Linked DNA regions of Homo sapiens: region 2 is linked to region 1. The links are chromatin loops, found by intact Hi-C in ENCODE. Cell type or tissue: endothelial cell of umbilical vein. All regions are shown on one strand.

The links. A loop is a pair of places that touch in the nucleus more often than their neighbours do. Peaks named below come from ENCODE experiments on the same cell type or tissue, not always from the same donor. Only the 100,000 strongest peaks of a DNase experiment are listed, where the experiment ranks them.
Region 2: it touches region 1 in a loop (2.9-fold over the local background); 4 of 110 quality-filtered maps call a loop at or near these places.

The regions. Positions count from the first base shown.
Region 1 is chr11:29,155,291-29,163,290 of GRCh38, reverse strand. No RefSeq gene overlaps it. Among named protein-coding and RNA genes, the nearest start is that of LINC02742, 260 kb to the right of the region's middle. In endothelial cell of umbilical vein, a CTCF peak has its summit at 3,534; DNase peaks (open chromatin) are centred at 1,900 and 3,540; H3K27ac peaks cover 1,241 bases.
Region 2 is chr11:27,835,856-27,843,855 of GRCh38, reverse strand. No RefSeq gene overlaps it. Among named protein-coding and RNA genes, the nearest start is that of BDNF, 140 kb to the right of the region's middle. In endothelial cell of umbilical vein, a CTCF peak has its summit at 4,148 (motif pointing left); no DNase peak of the experiment used is centred here; H3K27me3 peaks cover 1,326 bases.

The sequences.
Region 1 (8,000 bases):
TAGCTTGAGATGAGCGCAGGGGATGGAGGCTGCAGACTGTGATTGCACCACTGCACTCCAGCCTGGGTGACAGAGAGAGACCCTCTTTCAAAAAAAAAAAAAAAAAAAAAAAGAAAGAAAGAAAGAAAAGAAAAAAATGCATTTAATCTAGAATTTTGTGATGATGATGAAGTACCACTTGGGGAAGCCCAAGAGTTAAGATGGTAGGGTTCACAAGAAGTATCAGGTAATAAAAGTTTACAGAATCCGCACTAGGCTCCTTTGCCATTTAACTAATTTATCTGATTGTGACCAACTTGGGATATTGGAAGATATAATGACCTCCAATGTGAAATATTACAAGGGAAGCAATTCACATAGTCTACATGAAAATTCCAATACAAAGGTTATTGGCACTGCATTTCTTTACTCAGAGGAAGCTCTTCCTCATTTCAAACTAGGTTTCTTGTACCTCAGACCTATTTTCACTTGATCAGTCCTGAATCGAAAGAAAGCACAGCTGGTCACATCTCTACTCAATAGCCATGACAACCCCTTAGATTTTGTAAGCCTCTGGCTGTTTCTACATGACATCAAAAACAGGATACAAAAAGGAATATTCTTGAGGAAAATGGTGATTTCATCAGGCCAGAGTTGCTCAATAGCAGTGCAATGGAAATTTTGGGCCACACAATTATTTGTTAGGAGGGGCTATCCTATGCATTATAAGGCATTTAGCAGTAAGTATTCTTGTATATGATGCCGGTACTACCTTTGCATTTTTTACAATAAAAAATGTCTGCAGACATTATCAAATGCCCCCTGGAGGGCAAAAATTGGCCACCCTCCAGTGAGAACCATGTATTATTGTTTGAGGGACAACTACTCAGTCACAATTGGCAAGGGGCATGTTTACATGCCAGACAAGGTCTTGATGTCCCTTCAGCTGATCAGTTGGGTACACCTAATATGGAACTGTTAACAGTTAACATATAGACCGTGATTCATTTGCCTGCTTTGTAACAGAATTTCTGAAAAATAATCCCAAGAGTTTTAAGCTATTAACTCCTAGTTAACACTTAGAGAGGCACATGTGACCCCAGAGACATGTGAACACACACTTAAATCCTATCAGCGATGCATATTTAAAAATTAATCATCCTCTCTGATTGAAGAATTTTTTTGTTAGCACTAAAATATAAAATCCCTACACTGACATATTAGTAAAGGGAGGAAGGGAGGCTCACATTTGTTGGGCCACTATTGTTTTACATGCTTTACATATATTAACGTATTTAATATTCATATCAATGCTATTAAGCCACTAGTATTATTCCAATTTCATTAAAAGATGAAGAAGTTGAGACTTAATAGGTTTAAATGAATTGTCCAATATGAGACTATAGGAAATGACTGACGTATGCATCCATCTTAGATCTAACTCCAAAGCCAACATTCTCTCTCCAGTATTATGGAAAAGTATTTTATTCAGAAAGTCAAAAAAATAACATGCCAAAAGTCTTTCTTGAAGATTCTCATTTGTGAAGGAAAATATTACATGAGATAAAATTAAAATCACTTTGCTTATAAATAATAGTTCTTAAAATATAAAAAGAACATTTACAGGTCTGAATGATATGATAATGAACACACATTTTAAGAATTGAAATTTAGAACCATTTAAAATAGAAAATGAATTCTTAGCCAAAATATGCACTCCTGGAAAATAAAAAAGGAACATAACCAAAAGGCATTGAAACTAAATCACTTCCTGAGCCATAATGAGCTTAGGTTTTTAATCAGACTAATGAGAAAAGATCTGTAATTCAGCATGGCTCATGAGTCATACCATAAAGTCTCTCCCTACAGTTTCATGGCAGGCCTTGATGTATCATTCATTAGGTACTGGAAAAGTAACATTTTCAAGAACACAATGAACTGCAGACAGACAGGAAAAACAATGAGGAAGCAGCCCTGGTCCTCCCTTCCAAACTGCCCTTTACTTCTATCAGTGTGCTCTCATTCCCTCATCTCCAAGCTGTGATTACTAGCTCTGGTCTGTATTAATTTGTTGAATCATCGATGGCCTTGGAAGTCTTGATCCTCAAGACCCATATAATAGAAGTGTAGGATGGTAATGAAACTCTAGTGGGGAAAACACGCAATCAATTAACTCTCAATTACGTGCCCTCCCCCCACAACCACCTGCAGGAGATAAAGACATAGATTTTTAAAAACTCACTGATACTTCTCTTTAAAAGGTCTGTGCAATATGACCTCAAATGTTCTAAGTATGCATCATCTGTGAGTGGGAAAAGCATGGAACTAGTGGTCTGGATGTGAAAATGTACCGTACCTGAGCAATTCCTGTAATTTAAAGACTAAGATAATGCAACTACAAACTGAAGCCAAAAAGGATCTAGGAAACCCGGAAGACCTCCTGGAGGGAGAACCAGTAGGTTAAGAGAATCTTTAAAACTGAAAGATAGGTACAACAGAGACATATGATATAAAAGCAAAAGACAGAGTTTGGCATGAAAAGATATGAAGTACTATTGGGGTCCACTACGTTTTAGCTGAGTGACCCAAAAGGCAAGTCTAAATTTCCCCAAACCTCAATTTCTCCTTCTGTAAATAGGGATAATGAGAATCCTATTTCACAGGTTTCTTTTAATAAAATGTAATAATGCATCTGAAATAAAATGAAAATTCATTTTACTTTTTATATTTACAGGTATTATTTTATAATTAAGCTTTATTGAGTATACTTTTATTATAAGAGGCATGGCCGTCCTCTCACTATTTAGCAGATACTCGGCTTTTCTATCAAGCTTTCATGTATTCTATAAGGCCGGAGAAGAAAGTTTTTTTCTAATAAACTTGTCTGATTCCTGGAGCAGTCCAACCACAATCTTTTCTTTTTTTTAACTCCCTCCCTCCTCTTCTGCTTTTGCTCTCCCTCTGCATTAGTTTGTTCTCACACTGGTATGAAGAAATACCCGAGATTGGGAATTTATAAAGGAAATAGGTGTAATTGACTCACAGATCCATCTTGCTGGGGAGGCCTCAGGAAACTTGCCATCTTGGCAGAAGGCAGAGGAGAAGCAGGCATCTTCCTCACTGGGTGGCAGAACAGAGTGAGAGTGCAAGAGGGAAATGCCAGACACTTATAAAACCATCAGATCACCTGAGAACTCACTCACTATCACAAAAATACCATGGGGAAAACCACCCCCATGATTCAATTACCTCCACCTGGTCCCACCCTTGACACGTGGGGATTTATGAAGACAACAATTGCAGGCGAGATATGGGTGGAGACACAAAGCCAAACCATACCATTCTCCTTCTTCTCCTTCTCTTCTGTGTCCTAACTCCCATCCTCCTCCTCTTTTCTCTTTTTTCTTCTCTCTTTTTTTCCTCATTTGCAAATTCTTTATTTTCTTGGTTGATGCTCCAATGTTCTTTCAGATTCCTGCCTCCCTCCCTTGGAAACCTCTTCCAGGGCTGTAAACTTAGCTGTAATTACAGTCATGGCCATAAGGGAGCAGCAGAATGCAAAGGAGCATCGCTGGAGCCTGGAGAAAGCTCAATAGGAGAGCCCAGCTAAAGCACGAGCCTGGGCCACCAGCTCCTCTGAGAAGTCCCTGACATCTCAGAAGCCACTGTGGGACAGTGGCAAATGAACAGTTATTAAAGTTAGAAAGACTAGGAGTTTGAATTATTTTTCAACTGTGTAATCTTTGGAGATACTTAATCTCTCTGCCTTGGATTTCATTATTTAAAAGATTAGGATGATATCATCGAGATAATTTTGTAAAACATTTTGTGTGCAAAACAACAAACATGGTGGCTGAGTCATAAAAGATATTTAATGAATATTTCCTTTTCTAATTTTTCACTATCACACTTGTGTTGAATTTGGCAATCTTCACTTCAGGCCAGCCTAACTCAATTTACCAATCTGCGGACACACCTACACACCCAGGTAGCTTACCAGCTGCCAATCAGCCCAATATACCTCCATTTCCAACTCCACTTCTATAGACTTTGGGTCTTCTCCACAATTAACTCTGACCTACCAAATGACAAGGAGTCAGCTTTCTAACAATCTTGGATCAGATATACAGTAAACAGCAAGAAGACTAGTGTGATAGGGTGGCTCTTATATAGCCCTCAGTGACCCCACCTGTTGTTACTCAGGACCTAGTGTCATGCTTTCCCCTAGAGTAACTATCTTGTAACCAATAAAATACAGCAACATTGAGAGGATGTCCCTTTTCTACTTAAGTCACAAAAGATGCTGACTTTGTCTTGCTTGTGGATTCTCTCTCTCTCCCTTGTCTCATTAGCCTTGATGAAACAAGGGGCGTGTTGGAGAGGCCTATGTGGCAAGAAACTGAGGGTAGCTTCTTGCCAACAGCCAGCAAGGAATGGAAGCTCTCAGTGCAACAGCGCTTATGAAACTGAATCCTCTTAACGACCACGTCGGTGAGCTCGGAAGTGGATTTTTCTCCATCTGAGTCTTCAGGTAACACTTTTGTATTGCCTGACATGTTTACAGCCTTGTGAGAGACCTCAAAGCAGAAGACCCAGCTAAGCTATGCCCAGATTTCTACTTTGCAGAAATTGCAGATAAAAAAATGTGCATTCTTTTAAGTTGCAATATTTTAAAGTAGCTTGTTGCACAGCAATAGATAACTAATAAAATTAGTAAAAGAAGTTGAGATGAGATCAAAGTATATAAGGGAGTCACATTATGTAGGACCTTATATGCCATAGCAAATAAATTGAATTTTATTTCAAGTACAATGGGAAAACAGTGGGGATTATTCAGCATAAGACAAATATGCTCTAAATACATTTTAGAAAGATTTCACTGGTTGCTCTGAGATGATTAAACTGTGTGGGACTTGTTTCAGTGGTATTTTGCATGTCTTCTTACCAAAAAGAAAATAGTTTATTCTGTCTTCAGAGGAAATAGAGGCACTCTTTATCTTCTCTTTAATCATGCTCAGAAATAGAAAAACTTTTGTTATCTTTGGAATAATCTATGGCAGGATCAAAAAATCCAGTTTGGGAAATTTTTTTCAATTAAACTGTTTTTTGTATGAAAATGTAGTTTCACATACTATTGTAAGAAATAATATAGAGTGACCTCATATACTCTTCATCTAATTTCTCCCAACGCTAACATCTTGAACAACAGCAAGATGATATCACAACCAGAAAATTGGTATTTTTACAATCCACTGATCTTATTCAGACTTTATTAGACTTATATACATTCAAGTGTGTATTTAGTTCTATGAAATTTTATTACATGTGTGTATTTATGTAACCATCACCACAGTCAAGATAAAGAATAGTCTCTTCTCAGTAAAGATCCTCTGTGCTACACTTTTATAGCTATACTCACTACTTATCTTTTCCCTCCCCCATCCATAATCCCTGGCACCCAGTAATCTATTCTACTTTATAATTTTTCATTTCATGTATGTTATATAAATAGATAGCATGTGATCATGTGTAGCTCTTTAAATATTTTTATTTTTATTTTTTTACTCAGCAGAATTCCCTTGAAATCCATTAAAGTTACTGTGGTTTTAACAGTCTGTTCTTTTTATGGCTAAATAGTTAAGTAGAAATTCACGGTATGGATGTAACATGGTATGTTTAACCATTCACACATTGAAGGGCATCTGGACTGTTTTCGGTTGTGGGCTATTAGGAATAAAGCCATTGTGAACATTCCTGTATTTTTTGCAAGTGCTAAATTTTTATTTCTGTGGCGCAAGTGCAAAGCAATTTCTGGGCTATATGTAAATTGCATGTTTAGTTTTATAAGAAATTGCCAAATGATTTTCCAGAGTGGATATTCAATTTTACATTCCCCCAGCAAAGCATAATCCAGTTTTTCTTTATCCTCACCAGCATTTGCTTGGTTTATTATTTTTCCATTTGGATATGTTTATAGTGATATCTAATTGTGGTTTTTATTTATATTTTTCTAATGGCTAGTGATGTTGAACACCTTTTCAAGTGTTTATTTGCCATCTGCCTATTCTTGTCAGTGAAATGTCTGCCATGTATTCCACCCATTATCTAATTGAATTGTTTTTATATATTGTTCTGTATATCTTCCTAGACATGACTACTTTGTCAGATACGTGGTTTGTAAATATTTTATTTTAGTCTATAGCTTTTATGCTCCCAGCAGGTTATTCCATAGAACAAAAGTTTATAATTTTGATGAGGTCCAGTTTAACATTTTCTTTCTTTATCAGATATGATTTTCTCTCTTCTAAAAACTCCTTTCCAGCTCTAGATACCAAATATTTTCTTCTGTCTTTTTTTTCTACCAGTTTTTTAGTTTCATATTTTACATTTAAGTCCATGATCCATTTTGAGTTAATTTTTATGAGATATAAGGTTTAGGATGAGATTCATTTCTTTTTGCCTATGAATGTTCAATTGCTCCAGCCAGCATCATGTGTTGAAAAGTTTGTTCAGCTAAAGCAGTTCAACTGTTAAAAAAAATCATTTGGTAGATATCTACATTAAGAAAAAATAAAGTTATACTCCTACTTAAAACAATATGCAAAAATTAATTCAAAATGGATAAGAGACCTAAACATAAAACTTGAAAATATAAAAATTTTTGAAGAAAACACAGGGTAAATGTTAATCTTCATGATTTTTGATTAGTCAGTGTTTTCTTAGATGTGACACAAAAAGCACAATTACAAAAAAAGATAAATTTAATCAACATTAAAATGTTGTCCTTCAAAGGACATCATCAAGAAATATGAGGACAACACACAGAATGTGAGAATATTTCTGCAAATCATTTGGTAAGAGATTTATATCTTCAAAATATAAAGAACAGTAACATCTCAACAACAACAACAAAAAACCCACTTTTAAAAATAGGAAAAGTTGACAGTGGGGTGTTAAAGTCTCCCATTATTAATGTGTGGGAGTCTAAGTCTCTTTGTAGGTCACTCAGGACTTGCTTTATGAATCTGGGTGCTCCTGTATTGGGTGCATAAATATTTAGGATAGTTAGCTCCTCTTGTTGAATTGATCCCTTTACCATTATGTAATGGCCTTCTTTGTCTCTTTTGATCTTTGTTGGTTTAAAGTCTGTTTTATCAGAGACTAGGATTGCAACCCCTGCCTTTTTTTGTTTTCCATTGGCTTGGTAGATCTTCCTCCATCCTTTTATTTTGAGCCTATGTGTGTCTCTGCACGTGAGATGGGTTTCCTGAATACAGCACACTGATGGGTCTTGACTCTTTATCCAACTTGCCAGTCTGTGTCTTTTAATTGCAGAATTTAGTCCATTTATATTTAAAGTTAATATTGTTATGTGTGAATTTGATCCTGTCATTATGATGTTAGCTGGTGATTTTGCTCGTTAGTTGATGCAGTTTCTTCCTAGTCTCGATGGTCTTTACATTTTGGCATGATTTTGCAGCGGCTGGTACCGGTTGTTCCTTTCCATGTTTAGCACTTCCTTCAGGAGCTCTTTTAGGGCAGGCCTGGTGGTGACAAAATCTCTCAGCATTTGCTTGTCTATAAAGTATTTTATTTCTCCTTCACTTATGAAGCTTAGTTTGGCTGGATATGAAATTCTGGGTTGAAAATTCTTTTCTTTAAGAATGTTGAATATTGGCCCCCACTCTCTTCTGGCTTGTAGGGTTTCTGCCGAGAGATCCCCATCAAGCTACCAATGACTTTCTTCACAGAATTGGAAAAAACTACTTTAAAGTTCATATGGAACCAAAAAAGAGCCCGCATCGCCAAGTCAATCCTAAGCCAAAAGAACAAAGCTGGAGGCATCACACTACCTGACTTCAAACTATACTACAAGGCTACAGTAACCAAAACAGCATGGTACTGGTACCAAAACAGAGATATAGATCAATGGAACAGAACAGAGCCCTCAGAAATAATGCCGCATATCTACAACTATCTGATCTTTGACAAACCTGAGAAAAACAAGCAATGGGGAAAGG
Region 2 (8,000 bases), 1.3 Mb after region 1:
AATCTCCCTTTTGCCCTATAATATAACATAATCATAGGAATGATATCTTCACAAGTTCTGCCCACACTCAAGGGGAAGAGATTATTCTAAGATGTGGGTCACTGGGAGGTCATTTCAGAATTCTGCCTACCCCAGCATTCCACCATACACAATCAATTCGCATTTCAATCGATAACAGTAACTTGCATTCATACTGGTTTTCTATAACTTACAGAATTGTTAAATAGGCCAAAGAGAAAAAAAAAAGGCAAAGACAGCCTGGATGGGTGAGCCATTAATTCTTGTTTTCCCATTTGAAAGTTTTTCATAATTTTTTGACACTTGTTATGCAAGAAAAGAAATATAATCCATAACACAGCACATGGCTCACTTTGATCGATATTTAGGTAACCACTGAATATCTATGTAACCAAAACTTGTGGTGTAGCTATATGTGGAGAATGAGAATGAGGGACTCAAGATGGTGGGGGCAGGCTGGTGGGGCAAAAGTGAAAATCTTCCTCTTTCATAGTAGCAAGTCAACAGGTAATGCCTAAACTGGAAAAATAGAATTCGGACATAAAGTGAAGAACGTATTGTTTGGAAATATGATGGTGAATACAAAGAAATAGCTTTAAGACTTGCCTCTGAAAAGTGGGAATGGGGGCAATGAGTGGTAGGGCAGAGGACTGCTATATTTCATGTGTAGACAATGCATAAGTAAAGCCTGGATGTGAAGAAGCAGAGAGAGTGAGAACGATGTTTTACCTACCTTATACTTTACCATACTTTACCTTTGTTTCTGACATTTCTATGCAGAGCTGAAGGGACCTTTATCATCATGGCTGGGAAATCCCAAGCCATGGGTAGAATTATCAGTTGGTTAGGGACACAGCTACTACAGTTGTCCTTATTTCAGACAAGATGCAATGACATATCTCCTTTGCATTTTCAGTGATCCTCTTGAGGATATGACTCAGGGAAAAGAAGAGAAATGACAACGAAGGAGGTAGAAATACTTATCGCACAACTATATGTTGGGCATTTTATGATGATATCTCATTTAATGCTGTTAGCAATCCTGTGAGGTAGAAAATATTGTCATCATTTTGCAGAGGAAGAATCTGAGGTTCAGAAAAGTGAATAATTAATAATATGAACAACAATATTAGTTAACATTTATTAAGTACTTACTAAGTGCCAGGTACTGTGCTAAGCAGCTTGGATTACAAGGATTATTTCAAATCATCCCCATAGGAACCTCTGAGATGGGTACTAGTTCCCATTGGGCAGAGGGGAAAATTGGAGCTCAGAAAGCTCTCAGCTCACATAGCTGAGAGCATCAGAGTCAGATGGTCCTCACCTTTCACTTTTCACTTTTCATATGAGACACAGAAGAAGGTTGCTTTCTGTCAGGCAAATGAGCCTCCCTTAAGAGTGGGGAAAACAACCTGTCTAACCCTACTGTATATGGTCTTCCCATTTCATTTCTAGCTATGTGTCTTGGCCTCAATGACTACTTGTTAGTTGGTTTTGCAGAATAACCAAAGAGCTGCAAAGACTAGGCATAGTCCTTATAAGGACATTTCTTGTTTTCCTCCTCCTGGAATCCCTACCCCTTTCTCCTAGTAATAGCACCCTGATTTCCAGTTGAAGACTCACTCTTCTTCTATTAAGGAGGGTGTTGCATAACCTAGACTTTTCCAGTCCAAATTTTCTAACCTTCTGGCTACAAGGATTGATTCAGAAATGGTCACTATGACCAGGGACTTTACTGGAAACATTGAGAATAAGATGCTGTCTTTCTGCTGGTCTTAAAAAGATCACTAGATGTGGTTGGAATCAAGCCTGGGAATCTGGGGACCAGAATATGCAGAAAATTGCCTGAGAATAAAAACCTGGGAATCTGGAGGCCAGAATATGAAGAAAATTGCCTGAGAATAAAAACCTACCTGGGGAAAAACAGAGGCAAGAAGATTAAGTTCTTAAGATCTAGTTGAAGTATCTGGTTTCAGCTTTGTCTAATGATTCCATTGATAAACTTCCTTCTATTATGTGGGGTGGTTATTTGTTCCCCAGCCATAATCTGGGAAGCTCTTTGAGCTTGGGATTACCAAGGAATGTAATCCTTGGTAAGGGAGAAGGAAGCTACATAGATCAAGACAAGGAAACTGGGGATTAGTAGGAAGAGAAAGGAAACCCTAAGGTGTGCTTTGTTTTCTACAAAGGTAAAAATTTTAATTTTCCTTAAAATATTCTTAGCTGCCTAGAAGAAGCTGAGAATGTGGTGGCTCCCCAGAGTCATCACTATATTTTTTCCTTTTTTTCAGCCATATTTATTGCATGGAGGTTCCTCAACAAACTGAAAATAGGATTACCATGTGATCTAGCAATTCCACTTCTGGATATATATTCAAAAGATTTAAAACCAGTGCATTGAAGAGATATCTGCACTCCTATGTACAATTTAGGCATTATTCACAATAGCCAAGTTATAGAATCAACCTAAGTGTTTATCAACAAATGAATGGAGAAAATGTGGCATATATACACAAAGATATACTTCTCAACCTTAAAAAAAGAAGGAAATTCTATCATTTTCAACAAGATGGGTGGATCTGAAGGACATTATGCTAAGTGAACACTATGCTAAACCAGGAACAGAAAGTCAAATAATGCATGTTCTCACTTACAGAGGAAATCTAAAACAATCAAACTCACAGTAGCAGAGTAGAATAGTGGTATATTCCTTTCTACATGTTATATGTATACAATGTATCCACATTGTATACATATAACATCACTTTGTACCTTATAAATATACACAATTATTTGTCAATATATAGTAGGGAATTTTTTAAAATTAAAATTTGCATTTCTAACAAGTTCTTAAGTAAGACTGCTACTACTGCTCAAGGGACCATATTTTGAATTACACTGTGCTAGGTAGGAGTAATCAACAACGTAGGGCAATCTGGGACTAGTTCTTTGCTTCCAAACCTAAACAGTCACAGTAATAACCTGGTGTGGTAATTGGCAGATCACCCAGGGATGGAACCACTAAGTGAGGAAGCTGGCTTGGGGAAAATCTCACCATAGCTGATGGGTAGAAATTCAATATCTGTTTGAAATGAAATCAGTCTGAGTCTTGCTTCTCTATACATCAAGAGGGAGCAAAAAGCTAATAACCTGGGAAAACTGTGCATAGAAAGTATACATGAAAAATATATACCTCTACATATATATGTATACATATAGGTACATGTGAATTGATTCTTTGGTATCACCAGAAAGAAACCCTTAATAACCAAAATACTTTTTGTTTTTATGGTAGTCTTTCCTGAAGAATTTGAAAGTTGCTGACAGAACCCATTAATCTTTCAAAACCTCTAAGGGGCTTCTGAGTGTTGCTTGATTCATCTTTCCAATTTTTTTTTTAAACATACAGATACTAGGTTTTTCTCTTCGGTTCTATAAGACAGAAAACTTTTTGCTGTGTCTCCTACACTGTATGTTTCCTTTTGCTTTCAAATGACCCAGCTTGAAAGCCTACAAACCATAGTTTGCAGATCCTAATTTAAATATTTATTTCAGATTTTTTTCCATGAATTGAAATTTGATTTCTTCACATTCCCAGTTCTCATTTCCACATAATTCTGCCTACTGAATGCATAATAAAAATGCATTTTACAAAAGCTTCTTTTTGAGAGTTAAAAAATCTTGACACCTATTAGACGTCTATCTTGTAGACTAAGAAGAGAGTGACTGTCCATCAGAAGCTGCCAGCTTCATCCTCTTTGGAAAAGTTTGAACTATAATATTTCAAAACTCAAGAGTGTTGAGTGTGGACAGACAATAAAAAGACCCAGGACCCAAGAGTTGGCAAGAGAATAAAATCTACGCAACAGAGCAATTCCTTATGATGAGTTGTAAAAATAATACAATGGATCAAATGCTTTGTACCACAAGGTTTTTTCACACCCTCCAGGGAAATTGCCAAACTTACTTAAAAACATGGTAAATTGAAGTTGGTTATATCCATCCCCTTCACAAACATTTCTCTCACTGCTTCTAATCTCACACAGATGTGGCAAGAGCATCAAAGATTGGGTTTGACACATTTGGACCTACTTAAAAAGAAAGCTGAAATTTAAAATATTTTTGAATTTGTGCCACCTACTGGCAACTGGAAGTGATAGAATTGAGCACCGTGTAATCACACTTCCTGGTTGAGGCTGGTTGTGGTCTTCATCTGGGGGATAGCTAATTAACACATGCTTTAACTGGTCTTTAGCACATGTAGCTGATTTAGTGAGAAAACTGTGGATTGAATTATTTGGAGGCTAGTTTCCAGGCCTTGGAGCAACTCTTAACGATTCCTGCCTGGTAAACCTGATTACAAAGTGAACTTGGCATTTTGGGATTCCCTTCCTTGTTGATGTGAATCATAAGGCTTCAGTGTTGTTGAGAGCTGGTGTTCAGATGGCCCTGTTGTTTGTCCACTGTTGCATAAACTTCACAGGCAAGACCCATGTGTTTGTAGGTGTAATTCTAGAAGGCAGATAGTGTATATTTGTGGACTGTGCAAAATGAATCTGAGTATTGATTTGTATGGCATCTGGAATACATTCTGGAAAGTTCTTACGGGGACAATGTGTAATGATTTGGAATTGCCACCCTGGTGCACACAGCCAGGATAGTGGGGGAAGATCTTTCAGCTTGAATTATTAACTAGTTTCTGATGATAATTTTGACAGCCTAAACCTAAACTAGGTTCTTGGATAATCTCTCCAAATCCATACTTTAACAAAATAACCTACATGCAGCATCATCCTTGTCTTAACCTTGTAACTCCCCTGGCCCTGTTTTGTCATTTCTTAGTGTGCCGAACTTTACTTCAAAAGGTTCATTTCATTCCAAGGGGCAACCAGAGAGGGATCAAAGACTTTACTTCATTTTGCAAAGGCCAGCCTGGAAAGTTTATTACGCTGGGTCAATCTCTCTTTGAAGATTGCTATCTGTGGGTGTGAAACCTGAGTCCCTTGAAAGACAGATGAGAAAAGCTCTGGGGCAGCCACCAGACAAGAAGGTGTCATTTATACCAAGATTGGAAAGCAACGTCAGAGACGTTGGAGAAGATCAAAAAGTTGAAGGTGCGTTGGACATATGGCAAAGAGTAGCGACCATCTGGAAAAGTGGATATTGTAATGGGACAGGCAGCAATCAAAGGAGAGTTGAAATTTTAAAAAGGAATGAAATGAAAGAAAAGAGAAAAGAAAGAAGAAGGAAGGAAGGAAGGAAAAGAAAGAAAGAGAAGGAAAAGAAAGAAAGAAAGAGAAAGAAAAGAAAGAAAGAGAGGAAAGAAAGAGAAAGATGGAAGGAAGGAAGGAAGGAAGGAAGGAAGCGGGGGAGGGAGGGAGGGAAGGGAGGGAGGATGGAAAGAAGGAAGGAAGGGAATTAAAGGCCAAGAAATACATTGAGTGATAGACCAGTAAGCATGTTGAAAAATGAGGGCTGTTATAGTGACAGAACCAGCTCTAGGGTTAAGCCATACTCAGTTTCTTTTACTTCTGCAAACGTGGTATGCTCTCTGGTTTCTATGCCTTCATGCATGCCCTTCTCCCAGCTGGAATATTGTTCTGTTCCTGACCTCTCTGCATTTTCTTTTCACTGAACCAACTCCTCCAACTTATGTTGAGATGTCAGCTTAAGTCTTTCTTTCTCTGGACAGTCCAGGAAAGTCCCCTTTAGACCTGAGTTACTCCAGCTCTCATGGTAGAGTGCTTACTTCCTTTGTCATAGGACTTTTCATACTTCCTCTTATTGTTTAACACCTTTCTTTCCTGAGAGCCCTATGCTCAATGACAGTGGGAACTTGTCTGCCTTGTTCTCCTCACCACTACAACCTCAGCACCCAGCATGATACCTGTAGTATGGTAGGTTGTTACTTCTCATTTCTGGAATAAATGAATAAAAACAGCTCAAGGGGACCGGCCAAGGTATTCCTTGTGAAAGAGCATTCTATCAGTTTACCATTTCTGGAACAAGTTCCTTTCCATTGGGTGGGCAGAGATGAAGACTGACACCATCTTGATGCCTCACATTTTGTAACTGCAGTAGAACACGAGGTCAAAGACACTGGCGATTTTAACAAATCATGACTGCCCTCTCTTCCTTCCAGCTGGAACAAGGCTATTCCTTCAAATATGTCAAACTTTGCTGTTTTTGCGTATGTTTGGAAGTGTATGGCATCAAATCCTATCATGTACCAATCAGAGTAGATAAGCATGGTCTCAGTCATCTTCTCCAGAAAATATACTCTATTTTCAAGTGAAATCTCTCCTTAGAGCTCCAACAAAGGGATGAGATATTTTGCTAGTATAGCTTTATATTAAAAATTTAGATCAGATCATTTACCAGATTTAAGGTCAACAAGAGGAAGGCAAGTTGAGGCACTGGTGTTTTGCTGTGTGTTAATGTTGATATGGGACAGTTTTGAGTGTGTATCCTTTTGTAAATTGCAGTTTTTAATATAGTTTAGAGTATATTTAAAATTAAATACATACCAAATTTTGGGGAACCTCTGTAGTACTGATTTGAAAAACACCTCTAAGCAAGACACAATTCTAAATGTTTTGCCCATATCAACTCTTCTACTCTCCAGAACAACCCCATTAGGCCCATATTAGTACCTGACTTTATAGATAAGGACACCGAGGCACAGAGAGGCTGAGTAATTTACTAACTCACAGCTGGTAAGTGGTGTAACCAGGATTCGAATGCAAAAGTCTGACTCCATTTATTCATTCTTTTAACTAATATTTAATGTGTGTCTACTATGTGCCATGCACTGTTCTGGGCTGTAGGCACACAGCAATGAACAAAACACAAAAATCCCTGCCCATGGAGCTTCCTGTTCTGGTGGAGCTCCATTCCAGCATCCTCGTTCTTACTCATTACTACTGCACTCCTTCTGTCACTGGTTGCCTTCGACTCTATGGGAGAAAGGCAGGGTGATATGAGGGTGAGAGTCAGGAAGAGACAATTAGGCTGAGACTAGGAAGGTGAATAGGAGTTGGCAAAGAAGGCAGGGTGGGGAAGGCCTTGTAGGCACAGGAAACAGGTGAATTGTGGAGCTGAGTGGCATCCTCAGCATCATACCACCCTCCTCCTCATTGTCCTAGCCCAGAAAAGGGGTCAAAACCTTTGGTGAAATGGATTGCTGGGGAGCTTCTTATTTGACAAAGATTAATCAACCCGCCCCAATTTCTTTCCTCCTCAGTGTCCTTGCTGCTGTCCACCATTGTCCCTCGCCTTGCCTCCTACATCCTGCCTGTTCTACTTTGATGTCTAACTAAATCAATTTCCCCAACTCTTAGTTTTCCTGCTTCCTTCCCCAGCCCCAACCCCAATTCCTATCCCACATACTCTCCACACAAGTAGTATGCAACTCTCTACATACTCACCCATGTGTTCTCAGATTAGATGTGTCTTCACTCATTCCTGTAACATTTATTGAGTGCCTGCAATGTGCCAGGCACTGATTCTAGTGCTGGGTCCGTGTGGGAGGCTGAAAAATAGCTCCCCCAAATATATCCATGTGCTAACCCCTGGAATCTATAAATGTTACCTTACATGGCAAAAATACTAGAGATGTGATTAAGTTAAGGTTGCTGAGATGGGGAGATTAGCCTAGATTCTCCAGGTGGGCCTTAAATGCAATGATACGTATCCTTATAAGAGAGAGACAGAGGGGGAGATTTGACACACATGGAGGAGAAGGAAAGGAGAAGACAGAGCAGAGAGAAACCTGAAGATCCTGGCCTTGAAACCTGGAAAGTGACACAGCCACAAGCCAAGGATTTCTGGCAGTCCTCAGAAACCGGAAGAGGCAAGGTACAGATTCCACCTTAGAGCCTCAGGAGAGAGTGTGGCCCTGGCTGTTACCTTGATTTTAAATCCAGTGATATGGATTTTGGATTTCTGGCCTCCAGAACCATGAAATAATAATTTTCTGTTGT